Linked DNA regions of Homo sapiens: all the other regions are linked to region 1. The links are chromatin loops, found by intact Hi-C in ENCODE. Cell type or tissue: IMR-90. All regions are shown on one strand.

Region 1 (8,000 bases):
GAAACCTCCCATTGCCCTACTCAGAAGCTTATCTGTTTAATAAGCCTAATGGCCCCTGGTGATCTGGTCTCATCTACCCTCCAGCCTCACTGCTGGTCACACCCCCTTCACACCCTGAGCTCCCACGACATTAAACTACTTGCAGTTCTTTGAATGTGGCCTGCTCCATAACATCTTTGTGAATTTGCATCTGTTTTTTTCTCTCTACCTAGAATGCCATTCAGTCATTTATTCAATAAATCGCTGGTTCACTCACCCAGCTAGCAAATATCTCCCGAACACCTGCTGTGCAGAGACGAATAACATATGGTCCCTGACCCAAGGAACTCAGTGTCTGGTGCAGGACAGTAGACTATAAGATCCACTAATCTGTACTCCACAAGAGGAAAGGCCATACTAGTACCCAACACAGGGCCTCCTAAACCATTCTTAGAAGAGCTCAGGGATAAGTATATAAATATTAAATACTTATACTGATGCTGAATAAATAAGTACATAAGTATTAACAAAGGATTTCTTCTCATATCTGCCATCTCATTTAACTTTCACAATGAACCTGTGAAGTTGGGACTGATTCATGCCATCTTAGATGTGAGCAAGTAGTAACTGGCCCATGGTTTCTTAGCTACTGAAAGCAAGGAAAACCAGGACTCAAATTAGCCACAATAAGAGATTTGGTGAGACATGACTATTTTCTCACAGTGGGACAGATCAGCAGAGAGGAACCTGAGATGTTAGACCTGGCCCCGTGCTAGGTCCTGGGATGTAGACTTAAGAATTAATTAAACTGAGCCCCAAGGAAAAGTAGGAGTTAAATGCATGGAGAAGCCACCTAGGCAGATGGGCCAGCATGAACAAAGGCCCAAAGGGTGTGAAATAATGTGAAGTCTTCAGAGAACTTGGAGTCTCTAGAAGCATAGGCATAATGGGCAGAGCAGCAAGTGATGAGTGAGGCAGAAGAGCTAAGTCGGAGCCAGAGGTCAGGCAAGGCCTCGGTGGCCATGCTAAGCACAATGGATTCCATGATCAGGGCAGTGCAGGGCTGTTACAGGCCTTTATCCGAGGGGAAGACTTGGCAAAAGTTGTGTTTTAAAAAGATCTTATAGCCTGCACAATAGGGATTGAATTGGAGGTTCCAAGATACTGGGAGCAGGGACACCAGAGAAAATGCTGGTGGAGTGACTTCAAAATAGCTCAGCTGGCTGTGTGCAGTGGCTCATGTCTGTGATGCCAGCACTTTGGGAGGCCGAGGTGGGCAGATTTCCTGAGCTCAGGAGTTCAAGACCAGCCTGGGCAACATGGTGAGAACCCGTCTCTACTAAAAATACAAAAAATTAGCCGGGCGTGGTAGCACAAGCCTGTAGTCCCAGCTGCTTGGGAGGCTGAGGCAAGAGAATCACTTGAATCCAGGAGGCAGAGGTTGCAGTGAGCCAGGATCATGCACTCCAGCCTGGGCGACAGAGCAAGACTCTACCTCCAAAAAACAAAACAAAACAAAATAGCTAGGAACAGTGGCATGCGCCTACAGTCGCAGCTATTCAGGAGGCTGAGGCCAGAGGACCGCTTGAATCCATGAGTTTGAGACCAGCCTGGGCAACAAAGCGAGACCCCACCTCGACAACAACAAAAGAAAGAGAGATTATAAGACCTGAGCTGGGAAATGCACTGGGACATGAAAGAAACAAGATTTGGTGACTGATTGGATGTAGATGAGGCAAAAGAAAATTGAGGCAACCAGGAGAGCTTTCTAACTTGGGTAGTGTCATTTGCTGTGTGAAAGAGAACAAAAGAGACAGTCATGGGGACAGAGGGGCCAGAAGAAGGGGAATGGTGGTAAAAGCAGCAACTGCTCTGGAAATAATTATTATACTTTATTTATTGTATTTAAATTTAATAGAGGCCATTACTGTCTCAGTCAGGCCTCTCCCACAGAGCCCAGAAGCAGAATCTAGCACTATCCGTCCCCTGTGTCTGCTTCCCTGGCCCTTTGGGCCTCTTTTATTCCAGTTATTAAACAGAGAGAATACCCATTCCATAATTTAACACAATGACTGGATAGCATCCTGTTATCGGAGTATTAGTTTAAAACTTAATCAAGGTTTTAATGAGGAGCCAGAGGAACCTCAAATCAACCCTCCACCAAACCAACATGGGGCCCCCTCTATAGCCCTAATCTGCTCACTTCCAAGGATGGGGAGACCACCTTCTCTAGGGCAGACCACCTTGCCTTGGGATAACCCTTATTGTTAGTAAAGTCCTCTGCTAAAATCTGCCTGTTTGTAGCTTCCACCCTCTGGTCCTAGTTCTTCATCATTATATTATTCGTTCATTCATTGCACAAAGATGTGTTGATCACTTAGTATGTGCCAAGCATTGTACTAAGCACAGAGTACACAAACGTGAACTAAACAGGCAGAACCTCTGCTCAGACAGAAATTAGGAATCTGCAGAGAAGAGACAAACAATAAGTACACAAATTATCTATGATAATTTCAGATGGTGATAACCATATTTAAGGAAATATGCCGAAGAGATGATTATCTTAGGATGATTAAACAGGGACAGCCTCTCTGAGGAAGTGACATTTTAGTTGAGACCTGATGGATGAAAAAGAATCAATCCATTTTAGAGATGATTTAGGAAATTAAGATGCAGAGAGAACAAGTGGTTTTCCCAGGGCAAGACAACGGGTAAACAACTAACTAGAACCTTCCCCCCTTGGCTGGGCACAGTGGCTCATGCCTGTAATCCCAGCATTTTGGGAGGCCGAGGTGGGAGGATCTCTTGAGCTCACGAGTTCGAGACCAGCCAGAACAACATGGTGAAACCTCATCTCTATTAAAAATACAAAAATTAGCCTGGCATGGTGGCGTGCATCTGTAGTCCCAGCTACGTGGGAGGCTGAGGCACGAGAATCACTTGAACCCAAGAGACAGAGGTTGCAGTGAGCCTAGATTGTGCCACTGCACTCCAGCCTGGGTGACAGAGCTAGACTCCATCTTAAAAAAAAAAATTGTGCTCACCCTAGGCACAAAGTTCTTCCTTGGTCTCACATCATCCACCACTGACCAGACCCCTTTCTGGATGACCTCTGTTAAATGAGGGAATTGAATTAAAATAAGTATAATCGTCGGGGTGCGGTGGCTTCCATCTGTAATCCCAGCACTTTGGGAGGTCAAAGTGGGCAGATTGCTTGAATCCAGGAGTTCAAGACCAGTCTGGGCAACATGACGAAACCCCATGTTGACTAAAAATAAAAAAAATTAGCCAGGCTTGGTGGCACGTACCTAGAGTCCCAACTACTCAGGAGGCTGAGGTGGGAGGTTAACTTGAGCCCAGGAGGTCGAGACTGCAGTGAGCCCTGATTGTGCCACTTCACTGCAGCCTGGGCAACAGAGTGAGACCCTATCTCAAATACATAAATACATTAAATTAATTAATTAATATAATATAATAAACTTAAGTTTTGGAAACAGGCAGTTCTGGGTTCAAATCCAACTTTTACCATTCACTAATTATGTGATTGAATTTCTCTAGACCATAGGTTGCTTATCTGTAAAATGAGGATAAGGATTATTTCACTGGCTCATTGAGAGTTAAATTAAAGATGATAATGTATGTAAAATAGGTGGTGCATACTAGACTATTGAATAACATCAGCTACTTTCAGCATGATAACTAAGTACATTATGCTTGCCAATGAGTCCACCTTCAAATATGTGTCCAGGGAATGAAGAACGGTTACCAATGGCTTAGTATCTATAAAACAAGTCAGAGTAGGCCGGGTGCGGTGGCTCATGCCTGTAATCCCTGTGATTTGGAGGCCGAGGCAGGGGGATTGCTTGAGCCCAGGAGTTTGAGACCATCCTGGGCAACATAGCGAAACCCCATCTCTACAAAATACAAAAGTCAGCTGGGTGTGGTGACCTACAGGTGCACCTGTAGTCCCAGCTGTTTAGAAGGCTGAGGTGGGAGGATCACCTGAGCCCAGGGAGGTTGAGGAGTGATTGCACCATTGCACTCCAGCCTGGGTGACAGAGTGAGACCCTCTGTTTCTCAGAAAAACAAAAATAAGACAGATGCCTTTCTAATTTTGGAAGAATGTCTCCTATTTGTCTTTCCTGGAGGGCTTGCTAAGTAAGGGAGGCTGTTAGGCAAGCCTGTGACCTTCGGCAAAGGTAAGTCTCATACTCCCTCTTGTGTCCGAAATTGGAACTGTACTCTCTCTGGACTGACCAGTAACCATGGTGCTGAAATCAACCTGGTTATATGGGCTGAATGGCAGGGAACTAGTGTTTGTTAAGCACCTGCTATATTCCGGGAACCTTCTGAGGTAACTTCCATATATTATCTCATGTCTCATCAACCATTCAACAGAAGAGAAAACTGAAACTCAGCAAGGTTAAATGACTTCTCCAGGTATTCGTGGATAATAAAGTACAAAACAGATCTAAATGGAAAAACTGGAAAAAAGTCAGTGATATTGATTGTACTACAGGATAAAATCCAACCTCCTTAGCAAATATGATTAAATTCTTTTATCTTCAACTTTATTTTCAACCAACTAATCCCCTTGGTCCTTGTGCTCTGGCCACACGGAATGACTTAGAGTTCTCAGAAATTGCTTTAAATCTCAGCATTTTTGCCCAAGCCTTTGTCTCTTTCTTAGGTGACTTCCTCAATACCCCTTCCTAATCTAGAAAATTCCTTCCTACACATCCTGTCATCCCATCCAACTTACTTGGAGATAATTTAATCACCCCTTCCTTTGTACTACTTTTGGACCTCAGACATTATATATATACATATATATTCAATAAATACTTGTGGGATGGCTATATATATTTATATATATATATATACATACACCACATGTATATAATACACACACACACACACACACCAGGTCCTATACACTAGGTTTTGTTTTTTCTTTCTTTCTTTTACAATATCCTTTTTTTTTTTTTAAGACAGAGTTTTGCTTTGTCACCCAGGCTGGAGTGCAGTGGCAAGACCTTGGCAGCCGGGCATGGTGGCTCACGCCTGTAATCCCAGCACTTTGGGAGTCTGAGGCGGGTGGATCATGAGGCCAGGAGATCGAGACCATCCTGGCTAACATGGTGAAACCCCATCTCTACTAAAAATACAAAAAAAATTAGCCAGGCGTGGTGGCGGGTGCCTGTAGTCCCAGCTACTCAGGAAGCTGAGGCAGGAGAATGGCGTGAACCTGGGAGGTGGATCTTGCAGTGAGCTGAGATCACGCCACTGCACTCCAGCCTGGGTGACTGAGCAAGACTCTGTCTCAAAAAAAAAAAAAAAGACCTTGGCTCACTGCAACCCCTCTGCCTCCAGCGTTCAAGTGATTCTCCTGCCTCAGCCTCCCAAGTAGCTGGGGTTATAGGTGCACACTGCCATGCCGAGCTAATTTTTGTATTTTTAGTAGAGACGGGGTTTCACCATGTTGGCCAGGCTGGTATCGAACTCCTGACCTCAGGTGATCCACCCGCCTCAGCTTCCCAAAGTGCTAGGATTACAGGTGTGAACCACCGAGCCTGGCCTCTTTCACAATATCTTCATGACATTCAATATACTAGGTTTTGAAGGCATATCAGTGAACAAGAAGACAGATAAAAGCGCCATCCCGATGGTGGATCTTACACTGAAAGTGTCTAGGCAACAAATGCTGATGGTTTAGACCATGGTAGTAATGATGGGGGTGAAAAGGAGTGAATTCATTTGCTAGGGCTGCCATAACTAAGTAACACAGACAGGGTAGCTTAAACAACAAAAATTTGTTTTCTAAGTCTGGAGGCTAGAAGTCTGAGAACATGATTGGTTTCTTCTGAGGCCTCTCTCCTTGGCTTGTAGATGGCCTACTTCTCCCTGTGTCTTCCAGTGGTCTTCCCTCCGTGTTCAACTATGTCCCAACCTCCTCTTCTGATAAGGATGCTTGTGCTATTGCATTAGGGCCCACCTATATGACTTCATTTTAACGTCATTACCTCTTTAAAGACCTCATCTCCAAATGCAGTCACATTCTGAAGTACTTGGATTAGGACTTTAAAATATGAATGGGGTGGCTGGGCATGGTGGCTATGCCTGTAATCCTAGCGTTTTGGGAGGCTGAGGTGGGTGGATCATCTGAGATCAGAAGTTCAAGACCAGCCTGGCCAACATGGTGAAACCCCATTTCTAATAAAAATACAAAAATTAGCTGGGCGTGGTGGCATGCACCTGTACTCCCAGCTACTCAGGAGGCTGAGGCATGAGAATTGCTTGAACCCGGGAGGCGGAGGTTGCAGTGAGCCAAGATTGCGCCACTGCACTCCAGCCTGGCCAACAGAGCGAGACTCTGTCTCAAAAAAATAATAATAATAAAATACGAATGGGGAATGGACACCATGTATAACAAGGAGTGATTTTTTTTTTTTTTTGAGATAGATTTTTGCTCTGTCACCCAGGCCAGAGTGCAATGGCGTTATCTCGGCACACTGCAAGCTCCGCCTCCCAGGTTCACGCCATTCTACTGCCTCAGCCTCCCGAGTGGCTGGGACTACAGGCGCCCACCACCACGCCCGGCTAATTTTTTGTATTTTTAGTAGAGACGGGGTTTCACCGTGTTAGCCAGGATAGTCTCGATCTCCTGACCTCGTGATCTGCCCTCCTCGGCCTCCCAAAGTGCTGGGATTACAGGCGTGAGCCACCGCGCCCGGCCTCACTTTTCAATATGTATACACTACACTTTAAATACGACAGAAATTTGATACCCAGATTATCCACTTAAAACTAATACATGCACAAGTCCTTGTTAATAGCTGGAAATTTTACATCATTTCGTTTCCCTTTGAACTTGTATTTCTTTCACTCCACCTGAGCCAGAAATTAAAAAATAATAAGTGCTGCATTTATTCACTCCAAGAAAAGTAAAAGCTAAGGCCCAGAATGTGGCAAGGCAAGGGTTAAAAAAGAAAAGAAGAAGGCAGGGCATGGTAGCTCACGCCTGTAATCCCAGCACTTTGGAAGGCCGAGGTGGGTGGATCATGAGGTCAGGAGATCGAGACCATTCTGGCCAACATGGTGAAACCCTGTCTCTACTAAAAATACAAAAACTTAGCTGAGTGTGGTGGTGTGTGCCTGTAATCCCAGCTACTCGGGAGGCTGAGGTGGGAGAATCCCTTGAACCAAGGAGTCAGAGGTTGCAGTGAGCCGAGATCATGCCATTGCACTCCAGTCTGGTGACAGAGCAAGATTCTGTCTCAAAAAAAAGAAAAAGAAAAGAAGAACAAGTTTTCCTCTGCTTAGCAGCTCACTTCAAGGACAGTTATAAGATAACACTCAGAAAAACCAAGGCCAAAGGAATGGGCTCCAGACACCACCCCCTCCCTCCAGAGCAAGGTTGACGGAAAAAAAAAGAGAGGAAGACAAATTCCTTTACTGTTACTCCTTTCCCTGGCTTCTTAAGCATGACTATGTTTTACAAATGTCTGTATTTAGCCAGTTCTTGTTTTTCTTTCGACGCAGCTACAAGGCCACCAGCTATGCAAGGCCACAAGTTATGCACTGTATGATTAACTGCCTTTGTTTTGCTTTTGTAAGCCTGCTTATAAAAACCCTGCTCTGTCTTTGTTCAAGGCTCAGGTTTTTGGATGTGAATCCACTGAGCTGGTGTGTACCTTAAAATAAATATCCTCCTGGTTTCCCATATCAGTCTCTCTGTTCCTCAGTTTACCGCAACACACCCACAGAATCTTAACCTAATTGTGGAGTCCGAATTAGGGAAAAGGCGTTAGGCTGGCGGAGCAGGGAAAAGCAAAAAGACAAGGCAGATAAGCCCTAAGTCTGCCTTTCTTCATGGTCCAGGACACATAGCCCTCCTGTGCAGATAACTCACATAATCCACAATCTTCCTGTGCCCACTTTGTAACCACCCAATGGGTTGACCTTGCCCGCTGCCTAGACAGAGCTTGTGGGGAAAAGCAAGAGAGATCAGATTGTTACTG
Region 2 (8,000 bases), 210 kb before region 1:
TACTCACATGAACGCTGAGCATTTTACTTCCTGGCCCTCTATGGGCCTTGAACCAGTTGACCAGGTCTGATTTTGAGAATGACTTCAGTGCTTCAATCTTACAAGGGAAGGGAAGATAGGAAAGAAATTCAAGAAGAAAGATAGCTCTTAAACCTAACCCCCAGGCAGATGTCCCTGGACCTGCTTAGCATCTGAAGACCTCATTTTATTCTTCCTATTCTCAGGTTACCCCTAACCTTCCAGACCAAAACGATGATGAAGCTCTCTGGCATGCCTTCACATTTTATACCAATCATCTACAATGGCAAGAGAGGTTAGCAGATGCTATAATTACAGCTAAATACCATACACTGAGCCCAACACCCACATCCCCTTAGTGTCACCTCCCAATTACATGGTAGCTGCATACCACGGCTTGAGGAAATCTACCTTGCTTCTATTAAGAAAACTAAAATGTGTTAAGATGAAGCCTCTTACTAAATAACCTCTTTACATCACAGAGCAATGATGTCCTATGGTAATTCACCATGTAGGGGCTATGTATTAACCAAAGTCACACTGGAGTACAAGATCCAGATCTTTTTCATAGGTTTTACTACTTTGGAATAGAAGTTGTCAAAACACATGCACTTGGAATAATGAACTCCGTAAAGACAAAGAGTCCTCAATTTTCTTTAAACGGCAAAACTCTTTTTCTCCACAAAATCTTGTAGACCTCAATATATAGCATAAAAATAGAGCTGCTCTGATTGAAATTGGTGGTGGTGTGGTAAGGATTAGCACCCAGCTCACGTGGCCACCTAAGGTGCTAGAGAGGCCAGTCTGAAAACTCAGGAAGTGAGCGAGTAATCAGGCCAGGACTAGTGTTTCGAGTTTCTCTTCCACACAATGCTGGTGTGCACAGACCTGTGATGCCTGTAGAATCAGGAACCTTGACCAGTTTGAGCTGTCTTACTCTGAAAACCATGTTACCTCGTGGGCAAGGCGGTCAAAGAGGTACTGCTGTGTAACCACTTCATTCCAGTTCCTATCCACCTCCTCCCCAAGGTGGGTATCCTCACACTCCTTCAGCTTGATGAGAGCTGTGACCTGTTCCCACCAAAAAGAAAGATGCTCAGGTGAGGCAACATACCACTTCCCACAGAACACACTGGGCCCTGTCCAGCCCGGCTTGTGATGGACATGCCAGTATAAGAGGCACGGATGAAGCTAGGGAGACACTATTGTAAGAGGAAGGTGGGGCTGCAAAGCTCAAAAACTGGCCGGCGAAGCCCTGTTAAGATTTGTATCTGGGGGCTTGTGTGGGCCAAAGGCCAAAAGACCAGGCTGGCACAGTCACCTGGGTGTTGAATGCCTCTTCAGTGAGGTTCTCAATCTTCTCCTCAAAGCTAGAAAGAAACTCTTCTATCTTCTTATCAACAACTTCAGAACTGAAACAAAACATCTTCAATCAGAACTAAAACAAAACATCTTCAATTAAGTCATCAGAAACCCGATCTCAGGCAGAAGGCAAAAGAAGGAATTAAGACTAAGACATATATCCAGGAAAAAAAGCTAAAGTGTTTTCCCAGGCCTCAGTATTCCACCTGACTTTGAGGACAGAAAGAGAAAGAACCCTCCCCCTCACCCCACCTCCAGCCCAGTTTCCTGGTATCCTCATAATGAAGCAGTCACAACCATGTATGACCATTCCAAAGCTGAAAACTAACAGGTTTCAGCAATGCCTGTCAGATCAGGCATCCTTTCCCTTCTTGTCCTCAGGTCTGCCTGAAGAGAAGAAACACTGGCAAGCCCCACACAATGACCACAGGACTTGAATCAAGTCTGAAAGGGCCACTGGAACTATTGATCAGTCCTGGAACAGACCATCTATAACAACCCCCATCTTCCCAGCTTCCACTGACTAAATAGAGCAAACCTGCTTGGTCAGGGTTGCCCAAGGTTTAAGGAAACACATGTAGCCCCTACTCTCCATGTCCATAATAGGTTACACTCATCTATTCACTCACTCACTCACTTGTATTTGGTTGCCTGAGTCCCCACAGTGACAGAAAATCCTAGAATCCCGGATGTGTTCCTACAGGTAGGGTAGACATGGTACCTACAAGCCAGAGAGAAAAGTTATATGAGCTCAGGTGATCATCTGGGCCCTGGCCTTGGAGGCACTAGATAGGAGTGGGAAAAGTTTCTGCCCATCCTTATTGGAACTGGAAGTCCTGAAACAGGACCCAAAAATGTTAAGGTGTCCATACCTCTCCTGAATTGGGGACCACAAACTAGCCTTTTTTCTTATCTTGAAACTTGACCAAACTGAAAACCTGATTACAGTCAAAGATACAAATTCCAAAAGTTTGGATGACTAAATATCACCCTATGAGATGGAAGGAAGCTCTAACAGGCTGCTCAGTAGGGATATCTGATGAACAGCCTGCAAAGTAAGCCCTAGGCCCTTATTTGAGCTCAGTGGCCCTGCCAGCTGACTTACCCAAGGGTCTGCTTGGTTCGAAGGAAGTCAAAACAAGGTTCTTCCATGTGCATCTGTAATTCAACATACTGCCCATCAGCCCAACTCCTCCCAGCAGAGAAACCTCCATTTCTCTCCCCAGAGTGTTTCACATACCTCCCAAGTCCAGCCTCCCTTAGTGCCTTTTTCCTAATTGGCCCAGGCTTATACTGGGTGAGAACAGTAAATGACCATCTCACCTTCAAATCACAGATCTCTGACTACCCCATGTCCCTAACCCAGGCAGAAAAGGCCGGGCCTCATAGTGGGTCAGGGGCTGCTGAAAACCTCAGCATCTCCTTTATGCACTTACCACAAGCAGCTCCATAAGCGTATATTCTCTTAGACTCCTGGTACCTGACTGAAAAGAGAAGGTTGTCAGGCCAACTGAATATCCAGTGGTTTACAGGGCTTTTAAATAATCCAGCTATTCTAGGCAACCACTTAGGTATCACCACCAATCGCTCTCCCCCAAGAGAGTTAATCATACTTTGATGTTGTTTACATATCTGCTTTCCCACCAGACTGAAGGTCTATGAGGACAGGAGTCATGCTTGACCATTTGTACTCCCGGCACTAGCATAGAATTGCAGGTGCAAACAAAGGTGAGATTAATAATCCCTGACCTGCCAGATCCTGTCAGAGGACACATTCTAAAATTAAGTACTTGCAACTCAAAGCCCTAAGGAAGACAGCAGGAAATGTTTGGGGATCCTGAAATGTATCTGGATCTATTCCTCAAGAGGAGAGAAAATGAATAGTGCCACACAACAAGAACCAGTGCCACATAAAAGGACCAAAACCAGTTGATAAGAAAAATACTTCAGAGAAAGAAGCCACGCTTTGGGACCACATGCTAGCTGCCCAAGACTGGCAAAATAATGCATTCAGAATGAAAGGACAGGAGGCCAATAAACAAGGATGTTGCTAGTGCCTCCCAGAGTCAGGATCTTGCAGGTTCCTCTCACACAGACTCATTTGCTTCCCACTCACCAGAGGAAGAGGCTAATGCCTATGTGCCCTTGCAAGACCTGATTAGTCAGCATTGAGATTTTCTGTTTCCCTCTAAACAGACCACAACAAAACCAATGCTCTCTGAGAAAGGATATGGTTTCCAAAAGGGAACAGTTTGTATTAGAAGCTAGTGCTAAGAGGTGACTGATGGAAAGCATTTCTATAAACATAGTCTTACAATGTGAAATCCTGCCGAAAATGAGTACTCCTGTACCGGGGTTGTAAGCAGTCAGAGGCACTGAAAATGTAGACTAGGTTAAGAAAGGCTAGGCTGTACCATTTGTGGAGTTTGGGACCTGGTAGTCATAACCTAGAAGAGGCTGCAGGTTGGAATGCTACAGCCACAGAGGCTCCAGAGAGAAGCAGGGCCTCTACGGAAGGACAAAAATATTATCAACCTAGCTCCAAAAGTGCTGTTGCTCCTGAATCAAAGTACTCATTAAGAAGACTAGGACAAGACACAACTTCACTAACAAGAGATGACCGTGACATCGGGCAAGTGAATTTGCTCCTGACAGCCAGACCAGGATAATGTCAGAATAAGGCTGAGGCCCAGGGGCAGAGATACAAGACAAAGAAATGATAATCAGTCCATCCCACCCAAAGCCCAGTCAGGGATCTTCACAAGACCTGACAAAGAAGTGAATTCCTGATGCAGGGAACCCAAGATAACAGCAGCGGCTACAGGAGCCCCAGAATTTGGGGAGTCAGTAATCAGACTAGACAGGCAAGGTTTAAGGAAGATCCCCGTGGTTCTAGAAGCGAGTGGGACCAACCACAGGTTAAAGCAGGCTATAGGCTAGAGCTAACTGTGATTACTGCCACGTGCTTCCTTCCTTTAAGCACCACACACCCCAGTAGAATGGTGTGGAAAGAACACAGAATCTGAAGACAAAAGGAATAATCTGAGACCCAGCTGGTACGACCTCAAGAAGTAAGGGGCTCTGGATCATGGAGTTGTCACCCTAAAACAGAGGTGATAAATCCTTCCTCTCAGGTGCTTTAAACATTTATGACTCTAGTAGTCGTTCTCTTTGCTGTGTCTTAATTGTTTGGCTATGTTTACTTCTGTCTTCTTTTCAAAACTGCCCCTTAACAAATGTCCTTCTGCTACTTGGGAGTTCTATCAGGGGCACATGTAGGGATTTCCACCCACACCTCGGTTTCTGGCCCTCTAGATTAGTACTTAGGTGATTAATGAAGCAATACCTCACTGTGATTGAAAAAGGATCCATTTTACCAACAGGAGCAATTTTTAAATGTAGTTGCTTCAAGAGGACAAATGGCCCCAAGCATGAAACTACAGAAGTAACTATAAAAGGGCCTTGAAGGTCACGGGGTCCCTGATCCCCAGGCACTGGGCCTTCCGCCAGTCTTTAGTACACCCAACTGACCTGGTAGTACACAGTGACTTCAGAGTTGGCATCACCCTTGTTCAGAGCTTTCACTTTGCATAGATGGTGGCCACTGGGCAGCTCTACCACCTGGAACTGCACAGGCATCTCCTGCTCCAGAGGCTTGAAGTTTAGTTTGCTGCAAGAGAATCAGTATGGGTCACTGAGGCACCCAAAAACTATAAGAAGCTAGGCCTTCTAACTTTTCAATTGCCTTGTACACCAGCCTCAAAAAAATCTACTACAAGTAGTATTTCAATTGGGTGTTTAGTAACAATTAACTGAATTGTGGCTCCATGCCCTCTCGCTGGTAAGAACACATAACCCCAAAGAGAAAATTCAAATACTTACTCAACAACATATTTCAGGAAATCCATAGATTCCTAAGAGGCAAAAGAGAATAACTACATTAAGCTCTCTAGACATTCATTTCACCCAGAATCAGCTAATATCAATGTTCCAATTGCTTGGGGAGCCCTGCATAGCTTTAGGAAAGCAGATATAGTTGGTGACCTAAATGCTGGCAAGTTATTCATTGACTGATTCAAGATTGATTGTGTTTGTGGAACACTAAGCAGCTCTTAACTGTTCTGGCTCTCTTGGCAATCTGTTTACCCATAATACAGTTTCCCAACTGGATCAAACTTAATTGTTCAGTGTTGGTTTACCCAACTAGGCTGTGGCCTTTATGACAACATGGACTATGTTTCAGAATCCTGGGCCCATTGACATAGAACCTGGATAAAGCAAAGAAAATAACATTTAATACTGAGTGAATACATCCTCTTCCCTTCTTAAGAATTCTGTTTTCTTATCTATAAAATAAGGGATAAATGGAGGGATTAGCTCTTCTCTAAAGTGATTTCTACTGGAGGAAATTCATGGTACTAAGGACTCTGTATCAAAAGCCCTTGCCTGGTACTTCAACGGTGCTCGGAAAAACAGGCAGCCTATTTCTTCTCTTCCCTTTGTGGACTGAGACTTAAGATTCTTTTGGTGGCCAAGACAGAAACTAAGGCTGGTTCTGGGGTTGCAGAATGAAGATAGAGAGAAAGGGGAGGATAGCAGCCACAATTTCAAGAGTGGCCATTTATATATTCCAATCAAAGGGCCAGCCCTGAGAAACTGGGAAGGCATGGAGGAGGATGGTTAATAACAAAACAGTTCAGGGAGAGAATCTTGAACAAGCATCTGACTGAGGAAAAGGCCTTAGTCAGGTACAAGGCCCCACAGACATTTCCAACTAAATACGTATCAGAACAAACTCCTCATATGCTCCCACTCTTACTACTGTTCCTGTTCCACCAACCCACTGCTTCAAGAAAGAAATCTGGGCATCATTCTAGACTGCCTTCTCTCTCACTCCCACTGAGTGAATTTCCATCATCTTCTATTTCTTAAGCACTTCTTTAAACAAACAAAAAAAAACACCAGGGTCTTGCTTTATTGCCCAGGCTGGAGGGCAGTGGCATGACCTCAGCTCACTGCAGCCTCCACTTCCTGGGCTCAAGCAATCCTCCCACCTCAGCCCCCAAGTAGCTGAGATTACAGGTGTGCATTGCTACACCCAGCTAATTTTTTTTAATTTTTTTGGAAGTGGTGTCTCACTATGTTGCCCAGGCTGGTCTCAAACTACTGAGCTCAAGCGATTCTGCCACCTTAGCCTCCCAAAGTACTGGGATGACAGGCATAAGCCACCATGTCCAGCCTTAAGCAATTATTTTTCATTTATTTGGCCTAACATCAGGCTTCAATATTTTTCACTCCCAACTCTTTTTTTTTTTTGAGACAGACTCTCACTCTGTCACCCAGGCTGGAGTGCAGTGGCGTGATCTCGGCTCACTGCAACCTCTGCCTCCCAGGCTCAAGTGATTCTTCTGCCTCAGCCTCCCAAGAAGCTGGGATTACAAGATGCCCACCACCACACCTGGCTAAGTTTTGCATTTTTAATAGAGACAGGTTTTCACCATGTTGGCCAGGCTGGTCTTGAATCCCTGGCCTCAAGCAATCTGCCTGCCTCAGCCTCCCAAAGTGCTGGGATTACAGGCGTGGGCCGCCTTGCACAGCCTTCACTCCAGCTTTTTATTTTGATAAAATAATATAAAGTTTATAATCTCAACTTTTTTTTTTTTTAGACGAGGAGTCTCACTCTGTCGCCCAGGCTGGAGTGCAGTGGCACAGTCTCAGTTTAGTGCAACCTCCGCCTCCCGGATTCAAGCAATTCTCCTGCCTCAGCCTCCCGAGTAGCTGGAACTACAGGCATGTGCCACCAAGCCCGGCTAATTTTTGTATTTTTAGCAGAGACGGGGTTTCACCATGTTGGCCAGGTTGGTCTCGATCTCTTGACCTTGTGATCCGCCCACCTCGGCCTCCCAAAGTGCTGGGATTACAGGCGTGAGCCACCGCGCCTGGCCAATCTCAACCATTTTTAAAAGTGTGCAGTTCAGGGCCAGGCACGGTGGCTCACACCTGTAATCCCAGCACTTTGGGAGGCCGAGGTGGGCAGATCACGAGGTCAGGAGATCGAGACCATCCTGGCCAACACGGTGAAATCCCATCTCTGCTAAAAATACAAAAAATTAGCTGGGTGAGGTGGCAGGTGCCTGTAGTCCCAGCTACTTGGGAGGCTGAGGCAGGAGAATGGCGTGAACCGAAGAGGTGGAGGTTGCAGTTGGGCCAAGATCACGCCACTGGACTCCAGCCTGGGTGACAGAGCGAGACTCTGTCTCAGAAAAAAAAGGGGTACAGTTCAATAATGTTAACTATATTCACACTGTTGTGCAGTAGATTAGATTTTCAGAACTTTTTCATCTTGCAAAACCAAAATTCTGTACCCATAAAATAACTTGTCTCTTCCCTCTTCTCCCCAACTACTGGAAACCACCATTATATTTTCTGCTTCTATGAATTTGACTACTTTAGATAACTCCTATGAGTGGAATCATATCTGTACTTTAAAACAGCTTCATAACTTGTCTCTCTGGATATTTCTTAACCACAAATCTTCTTAAATCCTTTAATGGTTCTCCATTTCTACAGGATAAAGCCCAGCACCTTAGCTTCACAAACAGGCTTGACATACTAGTTCT
Region 3 (8,000 bases), 110 kb before region 1:
TCCATCTATTGAAAATCAGTCATTAGATTCCAACAGGACAATTCGTTTACTGGTATACCAACTTTAGCAATTACTTTCTGTGAAAAATAAGACGGATTTACAAAAGTTAATATCCTCTGAGTCCACTGACTCCTTATTCAACGGTAAGGAAATTGAGGCCAGAAACATTAATAACTTGCCCAAGGACACACAGCTAGCAAGTGGCAGAGCAGGAATTCAGTCTTAGGTCCTACTACAAAGCTCACAGCTTTTCCATTACACCATTTTGTCACCAACAGCTACTCCTAGGGCCTACATCAAATGCCTGTGGTTTAAACGTTAATTCATTCATTTGGGTTATCCACTTTATGGACTGCCTTGAAAATGCAAATTCAAGGAAGAGAAGAAGTCAAATTGCCTCTGTTTGCAGATAACATGATGGTATATTTACAAAACCCCGTAGTCTCAGCCCAAAAACTCCTTAAGCTGATAAGCAACTTCAGCAAAGTCTCAGGATACAAAATCAATGTGCAAAAATCACAAGTATTCCTATACACCAATAATGGACAAGCAGAGAGCCAAATCATGAGTGAACTCCCATTCACAATTGCTATAAAGAGAATAAAATACCTAGGAATACAACTTAAAAGGGATGTGAAGGACCCCTTCAAGGAGAACTACAAACCACTGCTCAAGGAAATAAGAGAGGACACAAACGGAAAAACATTTTATCCTCATGGATAGGAAGAATTGACATCGTAGAAATGAACATACTGCCCAAAGTAATTTATAGATTCAATGCTATTTCCATCAAGCACCATTGACTTTCTTCACAGAACTAGAAAAAAACTACTTTAAATTTCATATAGAACCAAAAGAGAAGCCTGTATAGCCAAGACAATCCTAAGCAAAAAGAATAAAGCTGGAGGCAACACGCTGCCTGATTTCAAACTATACTACAAGGCTACAGTAACCAAAACAGCATGGTACTGGTACCAAAACAGATATGTAGACCAATGGAACAGAACAGAGGCCTCAGAAATAATGCCACACATCTACAACTACCTGATCTTCAACGAACATGACAAAAGCAAGCAATGGGGAAAGGATTCCCTATTTAATAAATGGTACTGGGAAAACTGGCTAGCCATATGCAGAAAACAGAAACTGGGCCCCTTCCTTACACCTTATACAAAAATTAACTCAAGATGGATTAAAGACTTAAACTTAAAACCTAAAACCATAAAAACTCTAGAAGAAAACCTAGGCAATACCATTCAGGACATAGGCATGGCAAAGACTTCATGACTAAAACACCAAAAGCAATTGCAACAAAAGCCAAAATTGACAAATGGGATCTAATTAAACTAAAGAGCTTCTGCACAGCAAAAGAAACTATCATCAGGCTAAACAGGCAACCTACAGAATGGGAGAAAATTTTGCCAATCTATCCATCTGACAAAAGTCTAATATCCAGAATCTATAAGGAACTTAAACAAATTTACAAGAAAAAAACAAACAACCCCATCAAAAAGTGGGCAAAGGATATGAACAGACACTTTGCAAAAGAAGACATTTATGTGGCCAACAAACCTATGAAAATAAGCTCATCATCACTGGTCATTAGAGAAATGCAAATCAAAACCACAATGAGATACCATCTCACGCCAATTAGAATGGCGTTCATTAAAAAGTCAGGAAACAACAGATGGAGAGGATGTAGAGAAACAGGAACACTTTTACACTGTTGGTGGGAGTGTAAATTAGTCCAACCATTGTGGAAGACAGTGTGGTGATTCCTCAAGGATCTAGAACCAGAAATACCATTTGACCCAGCAATCCCATTACTGGGTATGTACCCAAGGGATTATAAATCATTCTACTATAAAGATATGTGCACACTTATGTTTATTGCAGCACTATTTACAATAGCAAAGACTTGGAACCAATCCAAATGCCCATCAAAGATAGACTAGATAAAAAAAATTGTCACATATACACCATAGAATACTATGCAGCCATAAAAAAGGATGAGTTCATGTCCTTTGCAGGGACATGCATGAAGTTGGAAGCCATCATTCTCCGCAAACTAACACAGGAACAGAAAACCAAATACTGCATGTTTTCACTCGTTTGTGGGAGTTGAACAATGAGAACACATGGACACAGGGAGGGGAACACCACACTGGGGCCTGTCAGGGGGTGGGGAGCAAGGGGAGGGACAGCATTAGGACAAATACCGAATGCATGCGGGGCTTAAAACCTAGATGATGGTTAGATAAGTGCAGCGAACCACCATGGCATATGTATCCCTATGTAACAAACCTGCACGTTCAGCACATGTATCCCAGAACTTAAAAAAAAAAAAAAAAAAGCAGTGAGAGAGAATGTTGTATTCTATCTCAGCCCAGAATAAGCTGTCCTGAGGTCATCTATTCACTCCCCTGTGCTTCTGTTGTCTTCAGTTACAATGCAATTTTGATGATCCCAAAGTCACTGTTTTAAGAGGGCAAGTTTTGCATTAAATGCTTATTTACTGTTGCTCTGGTATATTTAGAAAACAGAGCAGCCTGTTGAGAAGTAAGCATCTATTCAAATCTCCCTTCTGATTTTAAACTTCAACCATCAGGAGCCACACAACCTACTCACACCACTCTGTGTGCGGACTTCCTTGTATCTGCCCTTTCTTTTCCCTCTTCCTGGAAGGTCCTCTCAACTCTCTCCCATCCCTAACACCCAGACATTTATACCTAGAGAATACTTCCTAGTCCTTTAGCCCTGTTTCTAAACTTTCTCCTGCTCTCCAGGTACAGACAGATACCTGTCTTCTTTCCTCCAGCACTTGGTGTTACCATTTATCTCACAACTCTCAAATTTTCTGTTTCATTGGCAGAAGGACAGAAAGTGTTTGCAGGCAAAAGGAGGACATCACACAAAAAAAGAAAGAAAATGCAAATTCAAGCAGTAGGAGCATACCATCACTAAATATATTTTGAATTTAATGGATTTAATATTAATATTCATTTCCATTAATCAAAAGTGATGAACCCCAGTGGTCCCTGACCTGGAATAATTTTTAACATTACAGGGCCAGTTTAGATCATGCACCATGATGCTGGTCTGTGGGAAAATGTGGGAAAAGTAAATCAGCCTAGTCAATCTCCTATAGCATCCAAGTCCCTCTGTCTCCCCAGCTCAAGCAATCCTCCCACATCAGCCTCCCGAGTAGCTGGGACTATAGATGTGTACCACCATCCTTGGCTAATTTTTGTATTTTTTGTAATGTCGGGGTTTCAACATGTTTCTCAGACTGGTCTTGAGTTCCTGAGCTCAAGTGATCCACCCACCTCAGCCTGCCAAGGTGCTGGGATTACAGGCGTGCGCCACTGTGCCCCACCTCATCCACGTCTTAATGTTGCTTTACTGTACTCTTCTCATTGTACATGTGTCTTGTTTGGACATTATGTTCTACAGTGTCACTCCTAAAGTAGGGGGTTTTGCAAGTCTTCAGATGAATTCTTTGGTAATATCAAGGAGCTACTGACAAGAAGTTGTGAGGAGTCATCACAAGTCAGCTTGAGAAGTTGCATGTTATTCATATAGTTGAGAAAGGAGCCCTGGGTTAAACTCACTGCTTAAGAGCCATATGACCTAGGGAAAATTAGGTTATTTCTCTAAGCCTCACCTTCTTCCAAAAAGGGATATTAATTCCCACTTAATAGAGTTGTTGTGAGAATTAAATAAAATGATTGATGTACAGGTGTGTTGTAAAGGAAAAGAAAAACATGTGTGATAGATGTGCACATGAGTGTATACACAGACACTTGTGAACGAAAACGAAGGCCTAGAAGATGCTGGGTTCAAATCCTGACTCTGCCACTTGTGTGATCTTATACCAGTCCTGAATTCTTGAAACTCTCTTAATCTTAATTTTCCTCATTATAAAATACATTTGTTATAAGATTATTGTGAGGATTAAATGTCATTATGTTCAAAGAGCACTTATTACAGAGCCTGGCCCAAAGTACAAGTTCAAGAGCTGTTGGCACAGCATAAAGATCTCGGCTCTTTTTAACCTAATTCACCCGTTGTGGCCGGAATAGGTGATTTCTTGATAAACCTCAAGGTGGAGCTAGAGACACAGAAGTGGGTGTCTTCTTCAACAAGAATGTTTGGTCTTAAGGGGGAAGAAGAAGCAGACTTTCCATCTTGATTTTGCCAGGACACATCCTATCTCCCTTTAAACCACCACCCATGTTCCTCCATTATGAGAGCCTTTGGGGTTTTTTGTTTGTTTGTTTGTTTGTTTGTTTTGGGTTTTGTTGTCAAAAAAAGAGTCAGACAAAGGAGCATTCAATAGATGTTGTTCTGGTTTTGGTTTTGTTTTGTTTTGAGACAGGGTCTCACTTTGTCGCCCATGCTGGAGTGCAGTGGCACGACCTCAGCTCACTGCAGCCTCTACCTCTGGGATTCAAGCCATCCTTCTGCCTAAGCCCCCCAAAGTAGCTAGGACCACAGGCATGTGCTACCACACCCAGCTAATTCTTGTATTTTTTGTAGAGACGGAGTGGGGGAAGTGGGGAGGTTCTGTGGGGGTCGGAGTTTGGGGGAGGTGGGTGGTTTCACCATGTTGGCCAGGCTCAAGCAATCTTCCCGCCTCGGCTTCTCAAAGTGCTAGGATTACAGGCATGAGCCACTGTGCCCAGCCTAGAAGTTCTTTAATATTGTGAATTCACTTCTACTTGGAGAAAATATGTTATCTGGTACATAGAAGATGACTATATAGTTTTGAAAAAACAAACCTTTATTACATTTTATTTTCTTCTCATCCTTCAGCCCACAGACCAAAAGCAGGTTTTGTCTACATTCCACTCATGTGACTGATTTCCTGTCTGTCAGAGCCCAGTCATCTTTCCAAAAGGAATACTTATCATAGCTCCCATATTTCTCATTGGGAAATATGGGAAATAGCTCCCATATTTCTCAATGTAAATAAGACTCCTAGAAGTCTATCTTAGCATCCCAAGATTCCAGGAATATAGATTAGGTTTCAGTGGTTTTCAAATGAGCCCTTTGAAGTTATATATTGATAAGCTCATTAAAAACTCAACTCATTACTTTCAGTACCGCCTTGTAGGCTAAGTACCTATCATATATAATTAGAACCTCATGAGAATAAAAAAAAATCCGCATAAAAGATGAAAATACTACCAAATATCAGCCTTAACATGCCACTACTTTCAGAACTTAGAAAATCATTGCTACTGGCCGGGTGTGATGGCTCATGCCTGTAATCCCAGCTACTCAGGAGGCTGAGGCAGGAGAATCACTTGAACCTGGGAGGCGGAGGTTGCAATGAGCAGAGATTGCACCACTGCACTCCAGCCTGGTGACAAGAGCGAGAATCCATCTAAAAAAAAAAAAGCATTGCCACAGAAACAGAGCTTAGATTCCCCCAAAATCTAGCTGGGTAAGAGAAACCCCTTCTATGTATAAATAAAGGATGAGTAAGAATTAGTTAAGTGAAGAAGAATGAAAGGGGAGAAGGATGATTCCAGGCAGAGTTCCAGGACATGAGAAAGGTCAAAGAAAGGAATGCTCTTGTAGGTTTGAAAGTAATTGCATATGGCTCAACCGGAAAGGTTGAGAGGAAAATGGCGAGAGTTAAAACTGGAGGGGTGAACTGGAGATAATTATTAAGCCCTGCATTTTATGTTAAGGAGTATAGACTTTATCCTGAGAGAGGGGGAGCTACCAACATGCATCAGATGAGGCAGAACAATATCATTTCCTGCTTTAGAAAGATCATTCATGACTGCAAGACAAAGAACGGAGGAGGGCAAGGCTAGGGGGAAGGTGTGCTAGATATTTTCTGTTTGCATCTCCAGATACAGTAAGTCTTCAATGTCATCGATAGATTCTTGGAAACCGTGACTAAGGGAAACAATATATAAAGAAATCAATTTAGCTGTAGGCTAATTGATATAAATAAGTTCCTATGGCATATTTCTGGTCACGAAACATCAAACATCTAAATAAAGACCCAAAACACTTCTAATATTAAACCTTGAAATATAATAAATGTGAGCTATACATACATTTAAGAAAGATTAATAAAAACAAGTATAAGATAATTATTTTCCCAATTATTCCAGGTCAGTGTTACAGGTCGCCAGAGCCTATCCCAGAAGCAGAGCACAAAGCGGGAACCAGTCCTGGACAGGACGACATTCCCTCACAGGGCACACTCTCCCACACGCCACACTCACTCAGACTGGGACCATTTAGACACACCAGTTCACCTAATGTGCACATTTTTGGGATGTGGGAGGAAATTGGAGTACCCAGAGAAAACCCACGCAGTCATGAGGAGAATGTGCAGACTTCACACACGGTGGCCTCTGCCAGGAATCTATTTTTTTCATCAACGTTATAATGAAACGTCGTTGAACATAATGACATTATTCGAAGACCTGCTGTACTCCCTCTACTTACCTGCTGCATATCCCAGAAGTTTGACCTATGTGGGCTCCTGCTGGACTCCTTTGCCCTCTGGCTTTTGGTTGAGTCCGGCATTGGGAGATAGCAGTAGGAGATCAGAGGTCATGGGGAAAGACAGGTCCAATAATTTATCCCCCACCTCCCTCCCTAGCGAGTCTTTGTGTGAGGACATTTCTCTCCACCAAAGGTCACTGCTCTTAGCAGACAGCATCTGCCACACAACTGCCCTCTTCAGATTCTGGTAATCAAATCACTCCCCCCACATCCCTTGTTACTACCTTTGGGTAGTGATGATTAGCTAGCTGTTGCTAGCTAGCACTGGGGAAATTTTGTATCCCTTTTTGGTCTCTCTAAACCCTGCACTCATTTTGTAAATGATTCCTTTATTAAGCACTCCTCAAATTATCTAGTTTGAGTGTGCCATCTGATTCCTGCAGGACTCTGAAACAGAAAGAAACCAAGAATAGTATGGTAGCTAGCATTTATTGCCTCCCAGGCATTCTTCTAAGCAGTTTATATATATTAACTCATTTAATTCTCACAGCAACCCTAAGAAGTATCCCTCCTTTACAGATGTGGAATCTGAGATATAGAGAGATTAAGGCGATTAAGTAATTTTCCCAAAAATGCACAGCTAGTGAGCCAGAATTCAAATCTACATAGTCTGTTTCCAGAACCTGTGTTCTTAACTACTAGGCTCTTCTGGTGAGGTAAGTTGATGGTGTAAATTGCAGCAATAGGCTGGGCACGGTGGCTCATACCTATAATCCCAGCACTTTGGGAGGCCGAGGCAGGCGGATCACAAGGTCAGAAGATGGAGACCATCCTGGCTAATACGGTGAAACCCCGTCTCTACTAAAAATGCAAAAAATTAGCTGTGCGTTGTAGCAGACACCTGTAGTCCCAGCTACTCGGGAGGCTGAGGCAGGAGAATGGTGTGAACCTGGGAGGCGGAGCTTGCAGTGAGCTGTGCCACTGCACTCCGGCCTGGGCAACTGAGCGAGACTCCGTCTCAAAAAAAAAAAAAAAAAATTGCAGCAATATCAATGGAATGGGGAAAAATGAAGAAATTTCAGAGAGATTGTTGCTAATCCCAGGAGGATCAATTGAGGGCAAGAAGCAATGAGATGCATTGGTTATGAATACAGATTTTTTTTTTTTTTTGAAACTGAGTCTTGCTCTGTTGCCCAGGCTGGAGTGCAATGGCACGATCTTGGCTCACTGCAACCTCCGCCTCCTGGGTTCAAGTGATTCTCCTGCCTCAGCCTCCCCAGTAGCTGAGATTACAGGCACTTGCCACCACGCTCGGCTACTTTTGTATTTTTTTAGTAGAGACAGGGTTTCACCACGTTGGTCAGGCTGTTCTCAAACTCCTGTCATCAGGTGATCCACCTGCCTTGGCCTCCCAAAGTGCTGGGATGGCAGGCATGAGCCACCGTGCCAGGTTTTTTGTTGTTTTTTTTTTTTGAGATGAAGTCCTGCTCTTGTCACCCGGGCTGGATGAGGCCTCAGCCTCCCAA

What was found. Peaks named below come from ENCODE experiments on the same cell type or tissue, not always from the same donor. Only the 100,000 strongest peaks of a DNase experiment are listed, where the experiment ranks them.
Region 2: a loop joins it to region 1, with 5 times the contacts of the local background. A loop is called at or near these places in 5 of 110 quality-filtered maps.
Region 3: it touches region 1 in a loop (11-fold over the local background); 94 of 110 quality-filtered maps call a loop at or near these places.

What each region holds. Positions count from the first base shown.
Region 1 is chr1:51,998,280-52,006,279 of GRCh38, forward strand. No RefSeq gene overlaps it. Among named protein-coding and RNA genes, the nearest start is that of RAB3B, 12 kb to the left of the region's middle. RefSeq lists an enhancer at 6,480-7,324. In IMR-90, a CTCF peak has its summit at 4,204; DNase peaks (open chromatin) are centred at 4,192 and 7,462; H3K27ac peaks cover 843 bases.
Region 2 is chr1:51,789,561-51,797,560 of GRCh38, forward strand. It overlaps NRDC (nardilysin convertase), which reads right to left. Exons shown (of 31, transcript NM_001101662.2): 23 at 5,263-5,294; 24 at 4,912-5,050; 25 at 2,817-2,864; 26 at 2,486-2,538; 27 at 2,018-2,101; 28 at 1,340-1,430; 29 at 973-1,089; 30 at 8-97. Among named protein-coding and RNA genes, the nearest start is that of MIR761, 43 kb to the right of the region's middle. In IMR-90, no CTCF peak of the experiment used is centred here; a DNase peak (open chromatin) is centred at 3,511.
Region 3 is chr1:51,892,933-51,900,932 of GRCh38, forward strand. No RefSeq gene overlaps it. Among named protein-coding and RNA genes, the nearest start is that of NRDC, 18 kb to the left of the region's middle. RefSeq lists an enhancer at 4,395-5,594. In IMR-90, a CTCF peak has its summit at 4,110 (motif pointing right); DNase peaks (open chromatin) are centred at 4,139, 4,879 and 5,519; H3K4me3 peaks cover 354 bases; H3K27ac peaks cover 2,210 bases.